Linked DNA regions of Homo sapiens: regions 1, 2, 3, 5, 6 and 7 are each linked to region 4. A link is a contact called in ENCODE Hi-C data. All regions are on one chromosome and are shown on one strand. Each heading gives the region's core, a stretch centred on a gene start or an enhancer-like site at or near the end of the contact. The rest is flanking DNA. Distances are from core to core; before and after follow the strand shown.

Region 1 (2,700 bases), core at 92-2,591, 1.4 Mb after region 4:
TTGCGTTGCCCTGCCTTGGGCTCTGGAATAGGGGAAATTATAGGAAGGGAAGGGAAGAAAGCAATCGTACCTGAAGAAGAGAGACATTGGCAAGGCTGAGTCTGAAGAGGTAGTTCCTGTGAAAATGGAAACAGACATCCTAAGTGACGCTGGTTCTGCAGGCAGGACCCAGGGAGCAGCCTCCTGGCTTGGGCCTCCTGGGACGCCAGGACTGGGTGCTGATTGCCTAGGGTCAACCCCTAAGGAGAGCTTTACCTCCATTTGCTCACTTAATCTTCACACAACCCTGGGAGGAAATCCAGGAAGCTCCAAGTTACAGATGAAGAAGCAAGGTGGGTAAATGGCCCAAGTCACCAAGATAGTAAGTGAAGGAGTTAGGATTGAAACCCAGACTTTCCTCCAAGTTCCATGCTGTCTCTGCTCCCAGCCAACTCAGCTAGCCCTGGGAGGAACCCCTTGACCCCACCTTTTCCAACCATGGAGGCTGTTAAATGTAAAGCCTCACAGCACTCTTACAGAGATGCAGACAGCCAGCTTCCTCCTACTCTGGCCCTCCACCCTGACTCACCCCTTCTCACACAGGCCAGCCATCTCTCCTGGCTCCACATCCCGGGGTCCTGAGTCCGATTTGTTTGTTCATCTCCTGCAGTCTCTCCAGCAGTCAGTGACTCCAGGTCTGACCTTTCTGTGGCCACCTTTCTGGACCACCCTCTCTCCTCTAACCCAAACGACCCCATCCACCACCTCACCATCCCTCTCCCCACAGTCCAGCCTGCACAGGGCTTCCAGACTTATCAACCTCAAACAGTTTTCACCTTCAGTAACAAAGAGGATACTACTAGTAGTAATAATGATATCAGACACTTATTGAGTATCATAAGTGTCAGCTGCTGCTGAAATTTGTTTGCATGGATGCTGGAGTCAGAAGGCCACCATGCACAGACAGGGAGAATTCCAGCTCAGCCACCTGCCACCTTCTGAGAGTCTCAGTGCCTGCATCTGTACAATGGGGAAGTGAATGGCTATCTTTCTTATTTCACAGGACTGTGGAGACAGAGGAATGGTGTGATGCACATTTAAAGGCTCTGTTCATGCTGAACAGATGCAAAGTCTTGATTTCCCCCACCAATTTTCTTTCTTTGGTTCTTCTGTCTTCTTTGGGCTATTCCTATTTTGGTTCCTAAACTTTTTAGGAACAAAGATTTTAGAAAGTTCTGGCCTACCTCAGCTGAGGAGGGAAATGAGGGGAAAGGCTGTGGAGTGGGACCGGAAGAGAAAGAGGGCCCCTGCTGAAGGAATCCAGAGCCGGAAGGAGATGCCGCAGGCCAGGAGGCTTCTCTTCCCAGCTCTGGCTCCAGGCCCAGGCCCCACTCATCTTCTTTGCTGTCCTGGGGCTGGGCGGGCCTCCCAGGTGACCTTGGCTCCAGGCCTCTGCTGTCCTTCTCCAACCCCCTCCCCAAGTCCTTAGCAGAGCTCTCCCTATCCCACCCTCCTGGCCTGGGAACAGATAAGCTCCAGCTTATGGCTGTGCCCCAGCTGCCTGCTTAGGTAACACAGGCATCTGCTCACAGCTTTAACAAATTAGGGGAAACATTGCATCACTTTATTCATTTTTATCCCATCAAAAATCATTCATCACAACATCGCAGTCAACTCTCCTGGGAGCTGGAATATGAGAACAGAGAGAAATCTCTGTAGCCTGACCCACCCTAAATCCCTTTCGGAACAAGGGAGGGTTATAAATGAATAAAAAATTTCCCTAGCCTGAATTCCAGAGATCCAGGGGTCAAGAAGAAGGGAAGACAATGTCAGGCAGAAGAAAAGGAGGAAGGAAAATGAGCTGGAGACAGGAAAAGAAAGTGGCCAAAGACCCACTACATTGGCTCTAAGAAGCCTAAGGGACCAGGTCTAGAATTGAGTTTCCCTGTCCATCTGAGGGCATAGCCAGGCTCAAGGATGCAGGAAAAAGTGTCCCTCCATCTTTGTGTGGGAAGCCTCCAGACAGAAAACATAACCACCTTCTGGGGAAGCCGCAGAGCGGATGAGGAAGAACAGTGTGACCACAGTCACAGGGTAACATAACCTCTCTGAGCTTCAGTTTCCTGGTCCATAAAATGGGGGTACATAGAACCCACTTCCTGGGTTCACCCACTTGTGAAGATTCAATGATTTACTGCAGGCATGATTTACTACATGTATTAGATTAAATACATGTGTGATTTACTACCTTTACTACATGCAGTAACTGACTTACTACATATATGACATATAAAATAGTGCCTGGCACATGGCCGGTGCGGAATAAATGGCAGCTTTTGAAATGCTTTCACAAGGTTCAGAGTAGAGTCTTCGGATGCTACCATTTGGGTTTGTTGAAGTACACATGTAAAACTAGTGAAATCAGAATTAGGTTGAAGGATCACATCAAGGCCAGTTTCCTGATTTTAATGTTGTCCTACAGTTATGCAAGATGTTAGCCTTGGGGGAAACTGGGTGAAGGGTATATGGGATCTCTATTATTTCTTACAACTGTGTGTAAATCGACAGTCATCTCAAAATAGAGAGTAAAACAATTACTCTCTTTGCTGGGAAAATAAAGTCCATCCTCCTGTATAGTTGCATATGGACAGACTCCCTCTGGGGGCACAGTCAGGAACCTCACCACTAGGTGAACCTTCAGTCAGGGGTCCTGCTTGTTTG
Region 2 (2,700 bases), core at 48-2,547, 1.5 Mb after region 4:
ACAGTTTAGTGGCATTTAGTACCTTCACAATGTTGTGGAACCATCATCTCCATCTAGTTCCAAAATGTTTTATCACTCCCAAAGGAGTCCCTATACTCATTAAGCAGTCATTCCCCATTCCTTCCTCCCCACCCCCACTACTATGCTTTCTGTCTCTGTGGATTTACCTATTCTAAATATTTCATAAGATGTAATCACATCATATGTGACTTTTTGTGTCTGGCTTCTTTCATTAGCATACATTTCTGAGATTCATTCATTGTAGAATGTATTAGCATTTTATTCTCTCCCCCCCACCTTTTTTTTTTTTTTTTTTTTTGAGACAGGGTCTCACCCTGTGGCCTAGGCTGGGGTGCAGTGGCATGATCTTGGCTCACTGCAGTCTCCATATCCCAGGTTCAAGCAATCCTCCCGCCTTAGCCTCCCAAGTAGTTGGAACTACAGTCCCTTGCCACCACACCAGCTATTTTATTTTATTTTATTTTTATTTTTAGCAGAGATGAGGTCTTGCTATGTTGCCCAGGCTGGTTTCAAACTCCTAGTCTTACACGATTCTGCTGCCTCAGCTTTCCAAAGTGTTGGGATTACAGTCATGAGCTGCCCTGCTGGGCCACTTTATTCCTTTTAATGGCTAAATAACATTCCATTAGATGGATGTATCACACTTTGTTTACCCATTCATCCTTTGACAGACGTTAGAGTTGTTTCTACCTTTTGGTTATTGTAAATAGTGTTGCTGTGAACACTGGTGTACGTGCATTTGTCTGAATACCTGTTTTCAATTCTTTTGGGTATTAGCCTAAGGGTGGAATTGCTGGTCATATAGTAATCTATGTTTAACTTTTTGAGGAACCACCAGATTGTTTTCCAACAGCTCAATAATGTTTTACTGAAGTTAAATAGAATAAGCAGGAGGGAGTCTGGGAGGCAGGGATGAGGGCTTTTCCTGTCCTTCACAGGCAGCCCTGGACTCTGCCATTTACCGGCTGTGTGATCTGGATCAACGTACTTAAATTCCCTGCGCTGCCTCCTAATCCTCAAAGTGGAGAAAATAAAACCTAATTTCTGTGAGCTGCGTGAGATACTGTTTCTGAAGCTCCAGGCACAGAGTAAGCCCCCGCTCATTAATTGCCTTCCCTTACTCCCTGACCTTGCCTTTTCGCACTTCACTCGCTGCCACGTGGCCTCGGAGCCCAGTCCGCACCCGCAGCCCCCAGCTGAGCCAGGCTGCAGACTACAACTCCCAGCGAGCACTTCTTCCCGGCCGCCTCTCCCCAGCTGCTGCGCATGCTTTGGCAGACGTGGCACCGGGAACTCGGAGGCGGGGAGCGGCTGGGAAGTGGCCGTGGTGGTTGGCCGCGGTGGAGCTAGCAGGCGGGCGGGCGGGAGCGGGCGCCGGAGTGGAGAAAGGAGCCAGCGGTGGGCAGCGCTGCTGGGATGGCGCGGGCCGGGCCGGCGTGGCTGCTGCTGGCAATCTGGGTGAGACTGTGGGGCAGGGATCCGGGCCGGGCCAGCACGTGTGTCCCGCGTGCCCTTCTGCGCTCTCTGCTCCAGCCCTCTGCGGAACGTGCGGGGAGCTGCCCCGGGGCACCGGGATGAGGGCGTGCATGCCAGGCAGGCGGGCACTGGGTGCTACGCGGGAGACAGCGGGCGTCCCGGTGCCCTCGCCGCCAAGCGCTCCCGGACGCAGGGGCAGGAGGCAGCTGTGGGGCGCCGGGAGATCCCTGGCAGGGTGCTTACGCCACGGCCACAACTTTGCGGGGATGCAGGTCGGGGCACAGCCGGTCGGGCAGGACGCCGGCGGGCTGCGGGGTGAGCTCCGCTCCAGACTCCGAGCCCTGCACCTGTGTGAGTGCGGGGTGGGATGGGGGTGCTTACTACCTGCACTGCCGGAAACCTTGGTTTAGGGCCACCTTGTTCTTGGCTTCGGCCCCAGGCGTCTGGGAAACTGCGGGCCACCACCTGGGCCTCCGCCCACAGGCCAGGCTCGGTGGGCTGGGTGGGGTCGACGTAGCCCGCCCCGGCGGAGGAGCTGCTCCTACACCCAACTGAGGCGGGCTCGAGCCTCAGCCACTTTCTAGCTGTGTGACGCGGCGGTTCATTTAATGTATCTGAGCTAGTTTCCTCATGCATGATATAGAAAGGCAAAGCTACCCCCATAGGGTGGTTCTGAGAGTCGGATGAGGTCTCAGTGGAGGAAGCTGTGTAAACTGCAAAATCTTACAAAAGTGGAAAAGGAGTGGACTCCAAGAGTAGTTTGCTACACTTGGTGGGGGGGACTCCAGGCATCCCTGAGAGAGGTCGGAATGGGTGTGCCTGCCGGCCCAGGTCTGGGGTTTGGCCTTCGTTTCGCTGTGGGTGTGTGATGAGATATTGTGGCCTCCTTCCCCATCTTTTCCATAACTTATGCGCTCCCTTATTTTAGGACCATCCTGGTCCTTTTCCCCTGAAGTTCCAGGGAACTTCCTGTTCCTGGCACCCTCCCCCCAACCCAGATTTTCCCGTTCTTTTCCATTTGGGTGTGGCAAGGACACTGGGCAAATGGGAGGAGAAAAGTGTGGGTTGAGTTGCTTGAAACACTTCCATCTCCCAATACCCTGGCCTTTTGGATCACCAGTGAGGAGTGGCCTGGTACTCTCTGGTTGGAAGTGGGTGGGGAAAGAAGCCCCCTGTTCTCTTCGGTCTGTGTTCTCCCTCTTG
Region 3 (2,700 bases), core at 160-2,659, 1.2 Mb after region 4:
TACAGGTGTGCACCATCACACCTGGCTAATTAAAATTTTTTTTTTGTAGAGACAGGATCTTGCTATGTTGCCCAGGCTGTTCTGGAACTCCCAGTCTCAAGTGATGCTTCTGTCTAGGCCTCCTACAGTGCTGGGATTTTAGGTGTGAGTCACTGTGCCATGCCACAATCTTCATAATATATATGAAGAATTCAAAAAAATTTTTAAACCCTAAAATCCCAATAAGGAAATAGTCAAAGACCAATTATCAGGAAAAAATACAAATTACTAATAAACATGAACGTATGTTCAACATCACCAGCAATCAAATAAATGTGTTTTTTTTTTTTTTTTTTTTTTTGGAGACAGAGTCTCACTCTGTGGCCCAGGTTGGAGTGCAGTGGCACTATCTTGGCTCACTGCAACCTCTGCTTCTGGGGTTCAAGCGAGTCTCACGCCTCACCTCCCAAATAGCTGAGATTACAGGCGTGCACCACCACACTGGCTAATTGGCTAATTTTTTGTATTTTTAGCAGAGACGGGGTTTTGCCACGTGCCCAGGCTGGTCTCGAACTCCTGAGCTCAGGTAATCCGCCCACCTTGGCCCCCCAAAGTGCTAGGATTACAGGCATGAGCCACTGTGCCCGGCCAAATAAATGTTAATTAAAATAATGAGATAACATTTTTCACGTAACAGGGCCTCATTCTGTCTCCCAGGCTTGAGTGCAGTAGCATGATCACAGCTGACTGCAGCCTCGACCTCCCAGGCTCAGGTGATCTCCCATCTCAACCTCCTGGGTAGCTGGGACAACAGGTGCACACCATCATGCCAAGATAATTTTTTTATACTTTTTGTAGAGACAGGGTTTTGCTATGTTGCCCAGGCTGGTCTTGAACTCCTGGGCTCAAGCAATCCTCCTGCTCCAGCCTCCCAAAGAACTGGGATTACAGGCATGAGCTACCATGGCCAGCCTGAAAGATCTTTAAGATAAATTTCAGTTTTGGCCAAAGAGTAGCAAAACAGGAACCCTCACATGTTCTGAAAAGAATGTAAATAGAAACCGCCTTCGTGCAAAGCCCTTAGCTGTATGTTTCAAAGTCTTTCATTCTTTCACTTCACAAATTCAATGTCCATTAGGTGCTCAGCCCATGATGAGACGTGGCCCTTGCCCTCACAGAAGTGACCTTCTTGAGGGGAAGAGACTTTAAACAGGTAATTATACAACCATGTGATTACAACTGTGCTAAGTGTTACTAAGAAATACAAAGTGTTCTGAGGTAATTGAATAGTCACACCTGATTTGGGGTATGGGGAAGGATAGATTTGGTCAGGAAAAATGACATTTAAGCTAAGATCTGACAGAAGGAGATGAATTATTTAGGTAAAGTAGGGGGAAAGGGAAGTGAGAAAAGAGAGGCTAGACACAGGGAACTACATACACATGCAAAGGCCCTGAAGTAGGAAGAAACAAAGCCCTGGAAATACAGAAACTGAAAAATGCTTGTCTGGCCTGAGCTCAGGGACAGAAATGATGCTGGGCCTTCCACACCACAATGGACATTTTGGTCTTTAGCCTAAGCGTAACTGGAAGCCATTTAAGTGTTTTAAGCAGAGAAATAAGATTAGATTTGTTTTCCTAAAAGTCATCTCTGGCTTCAGTATGAGGAATGGTGTGGGAAGGGAGGGCAAGGGGTGCAGAGAGACTAGGATGAGGCCACGCAACTATGGAGGTGAGAGACAGCGAGCAGGGTAACGCCCACTAGAGGATGGCTGTGGAGACAGACAGAAGCAGGCAGATGCTAGATATTTAGGATGTAAGTCACTGAGTCACAAGACACCATTCAAGACAGGCAATCAGAATGATTCAGAAGTTCTGGTGTAAGAAGCTTCACAGATAGTGTTGCTACTGATGATAATGCTCATATCCTTTGATCCAGTAACTCTCCTTCTAGGTATCAATCCTAAGGAAGTAATCAGAAACTGACAAAATCTGTTTGCAAAGATGTTCACTACAGTCTTTTTAAAATTTAAAACTTGTAAGCAATCTAAATCATCAAAACTTTAAAATAAATTATGATACTACCAAACAATGAAATATTACGTAGCCATTGAAAAATCATACAATCTCAAGAGAAGCTGCTCAGAGTAAAAGAAAAAAAAAAAGCAAGCTGTGAAAATTAATATAACTTTATTTTTAAAATACAAAAAGGCCTACATGGGCATACCTCAAAATATAACTAGTGATTATCTCTGGGTAGTGGGACCTTTGCAAGTCATATACTTAATAAGGGTAGTATCCAGAATATATAAAGAACTCTTATAACTCAATAATAAAAAGACAAAAACAATTAGAAAATGGGCAAAGGATTTGAATAGACATTTTTCCAAAGAAGACATACAAATGGCCAACACACACATAAAAAGATGCTCAACATTATTAGTCATTAAGGAAACACAAATCAAAACTATAATAATACTTCCCATACACTAGAATAGTTATAATTTTTTTTTCTTTTTTTTTGTACTTTTAGTAGAGACGGGGTTTCACCATGTTGGCCAGGCTGGTCTCAAACTCCTGACCTCGTGATCCACCCGCCTTGGCCTCCCAAAGTGCTGGGATTACAGGCGTGAGCCACTGCGTCCGGCCTAGAATAGCTATAATTTTTAAAATGGAGTGTTGGCAAGGATGTGGAAAAAACTGGAACTCTCATACATTGAAG
Region 4 (2,700 bases), core at 77-2,576:
CTCAATAGAGTATTCTTTACATTCATATCTTAAAAATAGTAATTAGTTTACATAAATTTGGATACCTGAATAAACTAAATTCTTTCCTTCCAGGACTTGTCCAAGCAAAAGGCACTCTGCCTGCCATTCAAACATCTTTTTTACACCAAAACTGTGGTATTTTTCCAGAACTGCTTTAGGAAGTCCCCAGTTTGCCAATAGTAGCTTGTCTCTTTCGTAGTCAGGAACTGTAGGCTTGCATTCTCCTTTTAGGAAAAAGAAAAAATTAAAATTTAATTTACTTCTAATATATGAGTTTTACAGTTAGCCCTTCACCGTGTGTTGGAATTCCTATGTGTTGAAATGAAGCTCTTTAAAGCACATCCTGACTTCAAGAATCTTATGAGAAATTGACCATGTATAGAAAAGTAATAAATTGTTATTTACTGCATATAATAAAAATTCCTTAAAAGCCTCAAACGAACAAAAAAGCGTGCAATACACAGTAGATAAAGAGTGTTGGAATTACGGGTGTAGTTGGGGGAGGAGGGCAATATGCAAGCATTACAAAGCTAAGTTAGGTGAGTTTCTATTTATAGTAAGTTTTAGTTCCATGACGACTGCACAACTAACGATTTTAAAAAACTGGGTCGACATCCACGGGACACCCAACCAATCTCATTACGAATCCCTTCCAGCCTTCCCCTGGACGCCGAACAGCCTGTGCCGTACTCCAGGCCCAACAATCCTGTCTTAAGGGTCTGTAAGGAGTACTGGGTACTACCAGGAACGAGCCGCCCAACAGATGATGGGATGAAGCTAACTAGGAAGTTGTTTCTCTAAAGGTCGAAAGATCCAGAAGCCACGTGAACATTAATACCAGGCGATCACTGAAAACACGCGTATGTCTGAACAGAAAGTGACCTGCCACACCAGGCCCCAGTCACAGAGAAGGGGAGTAGAAGCCCAATGGGGTATGCAACGAAGCAAGTCCCGTGGGGTGAGGACACCTCCCGACCCATGGCCCGGCGGAGCTGCCCCCGTTGCCCGCGGCCTCCCGGGTTCCTGGAGCACCTGCAGCTGCGGCCTTCAGGCAGCGACCAAGGCCGGGCGGCGGGCTCAGCACGGACCCGGAGAGGAACTGGGGGCTGGCACTGCTGTCACCGCCGCTTCCCGAGAACGAATCTGAGCCTGATTCTGAACGCCGCCGTTTCCCACTCCGACGCAGAAGATTCATGGCAAACTCTTCTCGGCCGATCAGGGCAAGCCACAGTCCCAGCGTCCTCCCTCTCGGGAGAACCCTGGCCTGGCAACAGCTGCGGACATCTTCCCGCCAGTCTTCAAACTCAAACCTCCCGGCCCGCCCCGGAACCATAGAGTTCTCCGTGGCTTAAGTAACCCGAAAGCCATAGACTCGTGGGGAAGGAGCGGCTCTCGCTGGCGTCTAAGACTTCCGGCCTCCAACCTCCTGGTTGGTTAATATGAGAGATAGATTAAAGAGGAAGAATACAGAATCTACAGTTATAACCATACTGACCTAAAAGCCTTCCTTCTCCTTTTGTCCATTTCTGGTTTGAATAGGAAGGCCATGCTAACTTCATAAAATGGGCTGCCCATAATAGGTAGATCAGGGAAGTAGCTCTTCTTAACGTATTGGTATTCTGTAAAAAATTATTTCAGATTGAGAAGCATTATGCAAGATAGCCTAGGGTTTCTAATAGAGCATAATTTCCTCCTTTCTCCTAGTATATGATGGTAGGGCAGGGCTATTTCTGAACACAATTTCCATTTTAGCCAGCATGCATTGTGAGGAATATGTAATGAGGAATTGGGGATTGCTGGCTGACAGACCCCTGAGACACTATATGAACGCCGCGAGGAAGGGGCTCTGAATATACCCCAGGGATCGTTATGAGCCAAGAGCTTAGTAATGCATCTGTGTTGTCCCTTTTGTAAAGGTAGAAGCGAACGAGTTCTGAACGTAAAACGGTGACCATTCATTACCTAGTTGCATAATTCATTTCACCAAGCAAAACTAGTAGGCCCTAAGCCTGACCTGAAGAGGCTGTGCAGTTCTAGAGCACTAAAAATCTCAAAAGGTCCAGTCCAATTAAAAAAAAAAAAAACACTCGAATACAATCTGGAAAATAGCATTCGAACCATCAATTCCTTCCGTGAAAACATTTTTTTGATTTAAATGACAATATTCTAAAGTTCCACGAGATGGCGACATTACTCCGTGAATGAAACATTTTTCTCTTGGCCTTTTACGCAATCAACAACTATTTACTGAGTATCTACTGTAAGCTAGCCACTGGGTAAATGGCAGTGAAATGGCATAAAATGGTTCCTGCTCTCAAAGAGAAAGAGTCTAGAGAATAAGGCAGACATTAAACAAGTCAGTTAATGAAGTGTGCCATATGCTTGGGCAGAAATGAAGAGTACTATTAAAGAAATAAAAGAGATCTCGCCGGCCGTGGTGGCTCACGCCTGTAATCCCAGCACTTTGGGAGGCCGAGATGAGTGCATCACCTGAGGTCAGGAGCTCTAGACCAGCCTGGCCAACATGGTGAAACCCCGTCTCTACAAAAATACAAAAAATTAGCCGGGTATGATGGCGGGTGCCTGTAATCCCAGCTACTCTGGAGGCTGAGGCGGGAGAATTGCTTGAACCTGGGAGGCGGTGGTTGTAGTGAGCCGAGATCGCACCACTGCACTCCA
Region 5 (2,700 bases), core at 9-2,508, 1.1 Mb after region 4:
CATCTGTCTCTTACTTCCTGAGTAGTAAAAAGAACCCAGGCCTGGGTCCTAATAATCCAGGCTCTGCCATTTACTGAGCGATCCTAGGCACGTCATCTAACTGCTAAGAGCTTTGCTTCTCTCATCAGTAGGAAAGTTCTACTAATAAGTAGTGTGGGAAAGCTGTGCCACAGGTGGTTTTGAGGATCAGAAGGAACAATTAATGTGAAAAGTTCTGTAAACTGTGAAGTGCTGTACAAACTTTCCCCAAACTTGTTCTACTTCTTCCAGCACAACTGCATATAGCCAACTTCTAATCCTTTTATGAATGAGTGTGGACTTTGAGTGGGGAACCTAAGGTAGTGATTATAAACTGTTTGTCCTTCAAAATATCCCTTGCAGAGTAGGGTAGACACTCAGCTATGAGTATGCTTTCAAGAAGTCATAGAGCACCATGTTTGACAATGTATTCCCACAACCGACCTGCTACAATGCCTGAAACTCCTATCTTAGTAGCTGTCCTCTGATTAAGAAATTTCTCTGGAGTGAATACAGTTCTGGAGTGACAGCAAAGGAAGGTAATATTTGATTACTAACATGAGGACGTTAGCAGGTGTTTGAGTACTGGGAGAGCTCGCTGTGCCTGGGAGGCAGGAGCAGAGGATGAAGGTGGGCTGGACAAGCTGGAAAAGCCTGAGGAGGCTGCCTGGGAGGGGAGGGTGGGAGGGACACCCGAGGGGCCCTAGGGAGTGCCTGGTCATGGGTGCTCCTCAGGAGGGCAGGATGGGATGGGCAGGGATCCACTCTCCTCCTCCCTTTTGCTGGCCCCAGCCTTACTCAGAGCAGTCTGAACCAAAGAAGCAGTGCCTTAAAATGGCCCTCATAATTTCCATGTGCTCAAGAGCTCTAGGGTCCTGAGCCAAGGAGAAGTTTTCATCCTTTCACACCTCTGTGCCACAGAGTACGTTGCTTTTATCTCCTTCAAAATTAATGTGGCTGAATGTGCATAGAAATTGCTCTTCTGGGACAGCAGAGTGGGGGTTAAGAGCTATGGAGACTGGCTGCTTGGGTTCGAGTCCTAGGCAATCTTTAGCTACTGACCTTACCTCTCTCTGTGGCTGTTTCATGTGTGTAATGGGGAAAACAGTACCTGCCTCATAGGCTTGTTTTGAGGATTGAGCAGATTGATGCAGATAAAGTACTTTTGAACAGCACCCCAAATACTCAACAGTGTATTTGTTGAGCTCGAGAATTCTGATTGTAAAGAAAATGTGGTTGTCACAGTCCAGTGAATGAAACCAACAAGCTCGAGTGAGACTGGGCTTCACAGCCTTCACGGATGTCAGCTGTTTTCATTTCTCAAAAATCAAAGTGTTGCCTCCAGTAATTAATGGGCTGCATGTTTGTTTTTCTTTCCTTTTTTTCAGCTGCACAGCCTCACAGAGATTTTATAATTACACCAGGTGGATGCTTAAAGTGCAAAATAATAATTCATGTTCCTGGGGGAAAAGATGTCAGGAAAACGGTCACCAGTGTTCTAGAAGAGTGTGAACAGAGGAAGTACACATCGGTTTCCCTTCCAGCCATTGGAACAGGTTTGCAGCTTATCATTCTATAATAAAATTTGAGTGATACAAATTCCTTTAGAATTAGTCTCACTCTTAAGCAGATCAGTGCTGAATCCATCTGAAAGTGGGAACAATGATGTAAATCAGAGAGGGAGCCATCTTTTAGATCTGGAGGGCACCACCAGCTACTGGGCCGAAGCCTCTTTCCTCCATCTTTCTTCTTTATTTTTTCAAGACAGAGTCTCACTCTGTTGCCCAGGCTGGAGTGCAGTGGTGTAATCTCAGCTCACTGCAACCTCCTCCTCCCAGGCTCACGCAATCCTCCCACTTCAGCCTCCCAAATAGCTAGGACCACAGGTGTGTACCACCATGCCTGGCAAATATTTGTATTTTTTATGGAGACAGCGTTTCCCCATGTTGCCCACGCTGGTCTCAAACTCCTAGGCTCAAGCAATCCGCCTGCCTCAGCCTCCCTAAGTGCTGGGATTACAGGCATGGGCCACTGTGCCCACCCCTTTCTTCTTTATTTTATGTTCCCTAAGTATCTTTCCAAGTTTGGTCCTTAACTTCATAGTTTTCTCACTCTTCATTTTTTCTCCTTGGGGGATTCATTCAGTCTCATGTCTGGTAACATTTCTGCATTGACTCCCAAATCAGCATTTCTCATTCTCTCCAGGATCTCCTCTGGGGGAGTTTTCTATTACCAGAAACTTCATTACATCAGAATCCAAACTCATGATCCTCTCTTGAAAACAGACACTCCTCTTGAGCTCCTGGGCTTTCTCGTTTCCTCCTTTGGTGGTGCCATGACGCTCCCAGCTGCCCTGGCCTGCCATCCTTGCTTTGTTGTGTCCCCAGACACCCACAGTCAGCAAGTCCTGCTGAATCTTCTTCCAGAGAGTTGTTGAATTCCAGCCTTTCTTTTTGTTTCCAAACTCTTCAGACCTCCCCCATCTGGTTTACTTCAGCATCTCCCAGCCGGCTCCTCATTTGTGCATTCATTCATTGAATTGAAATGCCGTTACCTAGGCTCTGTGCAAGGCACTGGGGAGAAAATCATGAGTAAGATGCAGTCACTCCCCATGAGCAACAAACTCAGGTTTGTCCTGCTCACAGTTTCTAGGAACGCTTTCCTCATCTCTGTCATATCATC
Region 6 (2,700 bases), core at 6-2,505, 1.9 Mb before region 4:
CAAGGTCACCAAGTTAGTGGATTAAGATTCAAACCTTGACTGTGGATCCCAGACTCTTAATCATGCTGTCATACCATTCAAGGTTCAACAGCACTTACTGTTACCACTGGAACAATTTGTTCAGACTAGTCTTTCAATCCTACCCGTATTATTTACAAAGTACTGAGGATTAATAAAAGCACTGAGCTCCTACACTCTTATTATCCCATTATACCACTAATGATTTCTTTCTTATATCTACTATCTGGGAAGACAAAAGGGGCCAGAGGAAGAGATGCACATTCACGTTATCTGAGGACGTCCTCTAATGAGATTTGCTCCACAAGAGAGGCTATATAAAATGAGAACAAATCTTTTGTGGATTGACAATCTAGATGAACTATTCTTAATACTTTGTCCCCTGCGTCGTAGACTGATTGATTTTCAACTTTTGGTTGTCTTAAAAGGGTTGAAGCGTAACTCTTCAGAACTGTAAGGAATACACTCTGTGTCCTACTGTCTCTAAATTTTGGGAGAAAGCCTTAGAAATTACCAGAAAACCTTTCCTGTTTGGTCTTAACAAATCTATCATAGCCCTTACCACGTCGTATACAAGTCACTGGTTTATGTCTCCATTAACTTTAAGCTCCTTTATATCAAGATGCATCTTTATCCATGTCTACATCTTCGGACCTAACGCAGTGCTTAACCCATAACAGATACTCAACACACATTTGTAGGAAGGAATGAGTGGTTGAAGCTTGCCGTTCTCCTCTCTCTCCATCGTTTCCCGGTACTAAGCTACGGGATAAGTCAACAGAGACCCGACCACGAAACCTACAAGGCCCAATAATTATCTCCAGAGCGCCGCAATGGGGCGGGGCGGGGCGGGGCGGGGGGGGGGGGCAGACAGGGAGGAGGAGTGGGGGAAGGGGGGAAGGAAGAGGGCAGAGGGCAGAAGGCAGAGGGCAGAGGGCAGAAGGCAGAGGGCAGAGGCCGTAGGGCAGAGGCACCGGAAGGCACAGGCCGCGGCCCGGGGCTCGTCGGCCGCGCCCTCTCCGGCTGCGCACTGACCACGCATCGCGCGCCTTCTTGGTCTCCGGGCAAGCGCAGCAGGGCTTCAGCGGCTTCTTCTCCTGAGACTCAGGCGGGGCAGGGTTTGAGTCAACCAGACCCGGCATCTTTCGCGCCAAAAGCAGCTATGAGCGGAGACAGCCAAATCTATGCCAGCCTCGGCAAACGCCGATTCGTCCGCAGTCACTTCCGGCAGTCGCTCTAAAAAGTACAGGAAGTCCTGCTTCTCTCTGACAGGTGGGGAATTTAAAAGGAGCGCGTGCGCAGAAGAGGCAAAATTCGGGCCTTAACGAGAGGGTGCCCCCTTCAGCGCATGCGCAAGGAGGCCCGCTGAACGCTCACCTGGACTGTGGTATTTACACTCTAGGACTCTAGGTCATAGAGTATTTGTTAAATCAACTTGGGGAGGGCTCACGAAGAAAGAAAGCAGCAAGACAACTGAGAGATCTCGTAACACCCGCTCCTCCCCACCCAATATCGAAACGGAAGCCCAAGATGGTGAAATGATTTGTTCAAGCCAAACAGGAGAAACCATAAGTGAAAGCCAGTTCCCTTGAATAACAGACTAGTTTCCCCCTTTTCTTTTATCCGCCTTCTTCCTGATCCCCACACACTGCAGGCCTTTCCTCTCTTTCATTGACCTATTTAAAAATGAATAGCAAGACATAGAACCACCGAGTCCACAACTATTGGGGGAATTTAAAAGGTCCTATAACCCCCTATACACCTCCTACGCACATTAAATCCTCAGCTAATTTGCATTTATAGCCCCCCTCCAACTGATCTGAATTCAGTATGAATTATTCAGTCATATATTCGTTAATATACTGATGAATAAAATTGAAAAATACCATTTCCATAGCATTTCCTCAGGTACATAGATAAACTGGTGCCCGTCTTATTCGCAATGAAATGGATATAATCATTGGATTTTTTTCCTGCAGAGTATTGTTGGAAACAGGCAATAAACTCTTTTTTATTTTATTTTATTTTATTTTTTGGAGATAGGGTCTTGCTCTGTCGCCCAGGCTGGAGTGAAGTGGCACGATCTTGGCTGACTGCAACCTCCACCTCCTGGGTTCAAGCAATTCTCCTGCCTCAGCCTCCTGAGTAGCTGGGATTACAGGTGTGCACCACCACGCCCGAGTAATTTTTGCATTTTTTAGTAGAGACGGGGTTTCGCCATGCTGGCCAGGCTGGTCTCGAACTCTGACCTCAGGTGATCCGCCCACATCAGCCTCCAAAAGTGCTAGGTTATAGGCATGAGCCACCGCGCCTGGCCAATAAAATCATTTTTTAAAGCAGGACTTGGAGGCACTGTTCAATAGCTGCAGGGTGATAGGTATTTTTAGGTACTTAAACTTTCAGCATCACCTAATCAAAGTTTGTTTCTATATTATAGATATTTAACTCAGGGAATTTACAGGCGTGTCTGTGAACTGGTGCTGTATAAGAGTAATTTCTATATGTGTATTTTTCAGGTTACTAAGACCATCCCCATTTTGTCATCTGAAAACTTTCAATAAGGATGATTTTTATTTCCTTCTGGATTGATATTTTTAATAATACAACATATTACCCTCATGTTCTAAATTCACCCTCATCCATTATTATCAATTCTTTCAACTAGGTGCTAACTCACATTGT
Region 7 (2,700 bases), core at 1-2,500, 1.8 Mb after region 4:
GTGAAGGTGCGGGGGTCAAAGAGTCTTCTCTCTCCCATCCAGCCCTAGAGTCCAAGAACGTTCAGCCTGAAGGGCACTGGGGCGGGCGGCAGGTGCAGTCGGCTGTGAAAGGGGCTGTTCCCGGCCTGGCCACAAGGTGGCGCGGTGCCACACTAAAACCTAGAGCCCTGCTGCTTCCCCTCCAGGAGGGCACCTCTGGCCAGCACTGCCCTGTCAATTAAATTGTGATTGGAAAAATGCAAATGCACGTTAGGGCCGACTTGAATTAAACAGGGAAGTTACCACCACTCCAAACCCTATTTGTATAATGCTCTTGTGGGTAAGACAGAAATGGCTTTTGGATTATCTTTTTATTGGATTTATCCACACTGCTGCTTCCAAGATGTTAGCAGGGTGATGGCAAAAGCTGGTTACCCAGGTTTCAAGGGTATGGCCTGCTCAGGAGGGAAGGGGAGCCTGGGCAGGTGCAGGGGCTTAGGGTGCTCCATGCCCTAGAGGAAAGCTTGGTCCCGGCCACATGCACCACATATCCATATCTGGGAGCTCCCAGTAGACAGGGCAGGCCCTCCGTATGCACTTATAACTCCTCATGCTGGGCGAGCAGTGGAGGCAGACTGGGAAGGAAGCCATACATCTCCAGGTGCATGTCTGAGGCCCATGGGAACCTGCCCAGCATCTGCAGGAGAGGGTGCAGGTGCCAGGAAGTAGGGTAATGGATGAACTCAGATTGCACTTTCTAGGGCCCTAGACCCTCCCTAACACCTGGGGCATGGGCGCACTCAGCTAGCCAGGGGACCAGCAGTCTGACTTGCCCCAGTGGGTGGGACCACCACTGAGACTCCCTGACCCCATCCCACGCCATCAGCAAGAGGCTGACACCCACTGCAGGGGAGACTGAGGTCACCCATCATTTCTCTTGTCCTGAATCAACTTGGTAAATACCTCCACTGCAGCAGAATACCTTCACTGAAATACTTTCCATCCACAGTGCCTTTGGATACTTGCTTAGCTTGACAATGGCTCATTCTGTCTTTTTGGCTTAACTCCACGGCCACCTCCTTCAGGCAAACTCTCTTGATCCTCTCAGTGGAATCAACTGTCCCCTCCTGGGCCCTCCTTCAATAGTCTGCCTCCCTTACCTCGCCGTGTCCACATGACGTGCCTTGTATCTGAGCACCAGGAGTCCTGGTCTCTCTCCCTTAAGGCTCTGTGCTTCCGGGGAGACTGATTGTCTAGCTCAGGCTTGCTGGGGACACTTGGCAAGTGCTGCAAGTAGAACTGAGCCAAACCAACGGACCCGGCTGCCTTCCTGGCAGCCACTCCCGCCTCTGACCTTGCCCTCTGTGCCTTTTTTCTCTGCCCCTGCCCAAGCTATTTCTAAAGCCCAAAGTCTCTGACTTGCTCCCTTGGCTGTCACATAAGCTTGCACCACCCATGTTTTTCAATGACCAGGGCTCCTTCTGTGGCCAGTGATAGCCATGAATTGGCCAAAGTGCCTTTTTGCTATGGCTCACAGGCAGGGTGATTCTCTCTAAGCGGAACACCTGCATTTGAATCCGCCTGCCTGGTAGTAGCACCCTGGGGAGTTGTCTAACCCCTATGAGCCCAACCTTTCACATCTGGGAAGAAGTGGAACCAGCAGTTCGATGCCTGGCTGGGTGTCTGTAGGAAACATGAGGCCCCGGAAGTGCAAGGGCCTCACACGGCACAGGATCCTCACATGGCTGCCAGCCTCTCCTCCACTCCTGGAGTCTGCAGAGCCCTCCCCTCCCACACACTTCCTCTGGGAAAAGCTGCCCAGGCTGCTGTAGGGAACAGGAACCCTGGAGAAGGCAGAAAGTCTGGTGGCACACGCCAACCCTCAGCTTGGCTGGGCACCTTTTGGCAGACAGTTTCACCCCACTGTTTCCCTGCCTCCAACTAGGCAGCCGGCAGGTCAGTCAGTCGCTCGGGCTGTGGACAGTCCCAGGGAGGGAGACGGTACCCGGGGGGTGGACACTTACGAGATGGCCTCGATCATGTCCATGCCCATCTCCACACAGCAGTGGGCGTGGTCAGCCCTTGCTTCAGGCAGCCCCGAGACGCAGTAATAACAATCCCCAAGGATCTTAATACGTAAACAGTGATTCTCCTGGAAAGCAAATTAATTTTACAAATTAAAAATAGTAGGAAAGAGAAGTGGGAGGGAAAGAAACGAGAAGCAAAAAGATTCACCCCGTGCCTGGAATAACTTGCCTTTTAGGGCAGTGAGCGCAGGCCCACGCCGGAACTCGGCATGGTCCTGGGACAGGCTTATCAGGAGACATTGGGGAGGGAGGGATTGTGGGGATGGAGGGATGGGCTGGGCAGCCCTGAGCGGCATTCCAGCTCCCAGACTCAGGAGCTCACTTTTAAAGATCCACTCCAGAGCCCCAAGAGGAATTTGGCTGGTCGAACTGCAGCTCAGCCAGCAGGGTGGCCTTATCAGCTTAAGGAAGGCCCCAAGCCCCAGTACAAGGGTCTCTGGTCCCCTCCACACCCCAGGAGTCACTCTGATTCGTTGCTTGAGATTCTATCAAAAGTTGTCTGATTCTCCTCCTTTTACAAAAAGACTGAAGCAGGCAGAAATGAGCTTTAACCAAAAGCTCACTGACTCAGCCTGTCTGAGACTTTTATCAAAAAAGAATTTTGCTCAACTAGCAAGCACATGAGTGCCAAGAA

What was found. Hi-C counts contacts between places; a loop is a spot of excess contacts on that map. Pooled maps may share reads with other maps.
Region 1: a map of HCT116 shows a loop between it and region 4 (20-fold over the local background). The contact joins the enhancer-like site here to the promoter of POLQ in region 4. A Hi-C loop is called at or near these places in 3 of 168 maps with a recorded cell type or tissue (HCT116, HepG2 and endothelial cell of umbilical vein), 4 of 37 single-sample maps with no recorded cell type and 8 of 50 pooled maps.
Region 2: a pooled map shows a loop between it and region 4 (9-fold over the local background). The contact joins the promoter of PDIA5 here to the promoter of POLQ in region 4. A Hi-C loop is called at or near these places in 7 of 50 pooled maps.
Region 3: a loop to region 4 is called in a pooled map, with 4 times the contacts of the local background. The contact joins the enhancer-like site here to the promoter of POLQ in region 4. A Hi-C loop is called at or near these places in 2 of 50 pooled maps.
Region 5: a map with no recorded cell type shows a loop between it and region 4 (6-fold over the local background). The contact joins the enhancer-like site here to the promoter of POLQ in region 4. A Hi-C loop is called at or near these places in 7 of 37 single-sample maps with no recorded cell type and 9 of 50 pooled maps.
Region 6: a loop to region 4 is called in a map of CD8-positive, alpha-beta T cell, with 15 times the contacts of the local background. The contact joins the promoter of COX17 here to the promoter of POLQ in region 4. A Hi-C loop is called at or near these places in 3 of 168 maps with a recorded cell type or tissue (CD8-positive, alpha-beta T cell and naive thymus-derived CD4-positive, alpha-beta T cell) and 7 of 50 pooled maps.
Region 7: a loop to region 4 is called in a map of CD4-positive, alpha-beta T cell, with 9 times the contacts of the local background. The contact joins the enhancer-like site here to the promoter of POLQ in region 4. A Hi-C loop is called at or near these places in 1 of 168 maps with a recorded cell type or tissue (CD4-positive, alpha-beta T cell), 3 of 37 single-sample maps with no recorded cell type and 8 of 50 pooled maps.

What each region holds. Positions count from the first base shown.
Region 1 is chr3:122,939,355-122,942,054 of GRCh38, forward strand. It overlaps SEMA5B (semaphorin 5B), which reads right to left. Exons shown (of 23, transcript NM_001031702.4): 5 at 71-116. Among named protein-coding and RNA genes, the nearest start is that of LINC02035, 54 kb to the left of the region's middle. Within about 2 kb of position 1,342, at least 4 of the 41 ENCODE cell types and tissues checked have a DNase peak (open chromatin) inside an H3K27ac peak, as active enhancers do.
Region 2 is chr3:123,065,728-123,068,427 of GRCh38, forward strand. PDIA5 (protein disulfide isomerase family A member 5) reads left to right here and starts at 1,298. Exons shown (of 17, transcript NM_006810.4): 1 at 1,298-1,479. The coding sequence starts at 1,438. RefSeq lists a silencer at 1,353-1,592.
Region 3 is chr3:122,772,987-122,775,686 of GRCh38, forward strand. The region is part of intron 2 of HSPBAP1 (HSPB1 associated protein 1); the gene reads right to left. Among named protein-coding and RNA genes, the nearest start is that of HSPBAP1, 19 kb to the right of the region's middle. Within about 2 kb of position 1,410, at least 3 of the 41 ENCODE cell types and tissues checked have a DNase peak (open chromatin) inside an H3K27ac peak, as active enhancers do.
Region 4 is chr3:121,544,662-121,547,361 of GRCh38, forward strand. It overlaps POLQ (DNA polymerase theta), which reads right to left and starts at 1,327. Exons shown (of 30, transcript NM_199420.4): 1 at 1,054-1,327; 2 at 66-245. The coding sequence starts at 1,216. RefSeq lists enhancers at 1,060-1,289, 1,181-1,475.
Region 5 is chr3:122,620,038-122,622,737 of GRCh38, forward strand. PARP15 (poly(ADP-ribose) polymerase family member 15) reads left to right here. Exons shown (of 12, transcript NM_001113523.3): 8 at 1,407-1,574. Among named protein-coding and RNA genes, the nearest start is that of PARP15, 44 kb to the left of the region's middle. Within about 2 kb of position 1,259, at least 2 of the 41 ENCODE cell types and tissues checked have a DNase peak (open chromatin) inside an H3K27ac peak, as active enhancers do.
Region 6 is chr3:119,676,151-119,678,850 of GRCh38, forward strand. COX17 (cytochrome c oxidase copper chaperone COX17) reads right to left here and starts at 1,256. Exons shown (of 3, transcript NM_005694.2): 1 at 1,054-1,256. The coding sequence starts at 1,160. RefSeq lists an enhancer at 1,435-1,694.
Region 7 is chr3:123,328,886-123,331,585 of GRCh38, forward strand. It overlaps ADCY5 (adenylate cyclase 5), which reads right to left. Exons shown (of 21, transcript NM_183357.3): 5 at 2,004-2,131. Among named protein-coding and RNA genes, the nearest start is that of ADCY5, 120 kb to the right of the region's middle. RefSeq lists enhancers at 1-464, 1,686-2,473. Within about 2 kb of position 1,251, at least 12 of the 41 ENCODE cell types and tissues checked have a DNase peak (open chromatin) inside an H3K27ac peak, as active enhancers do.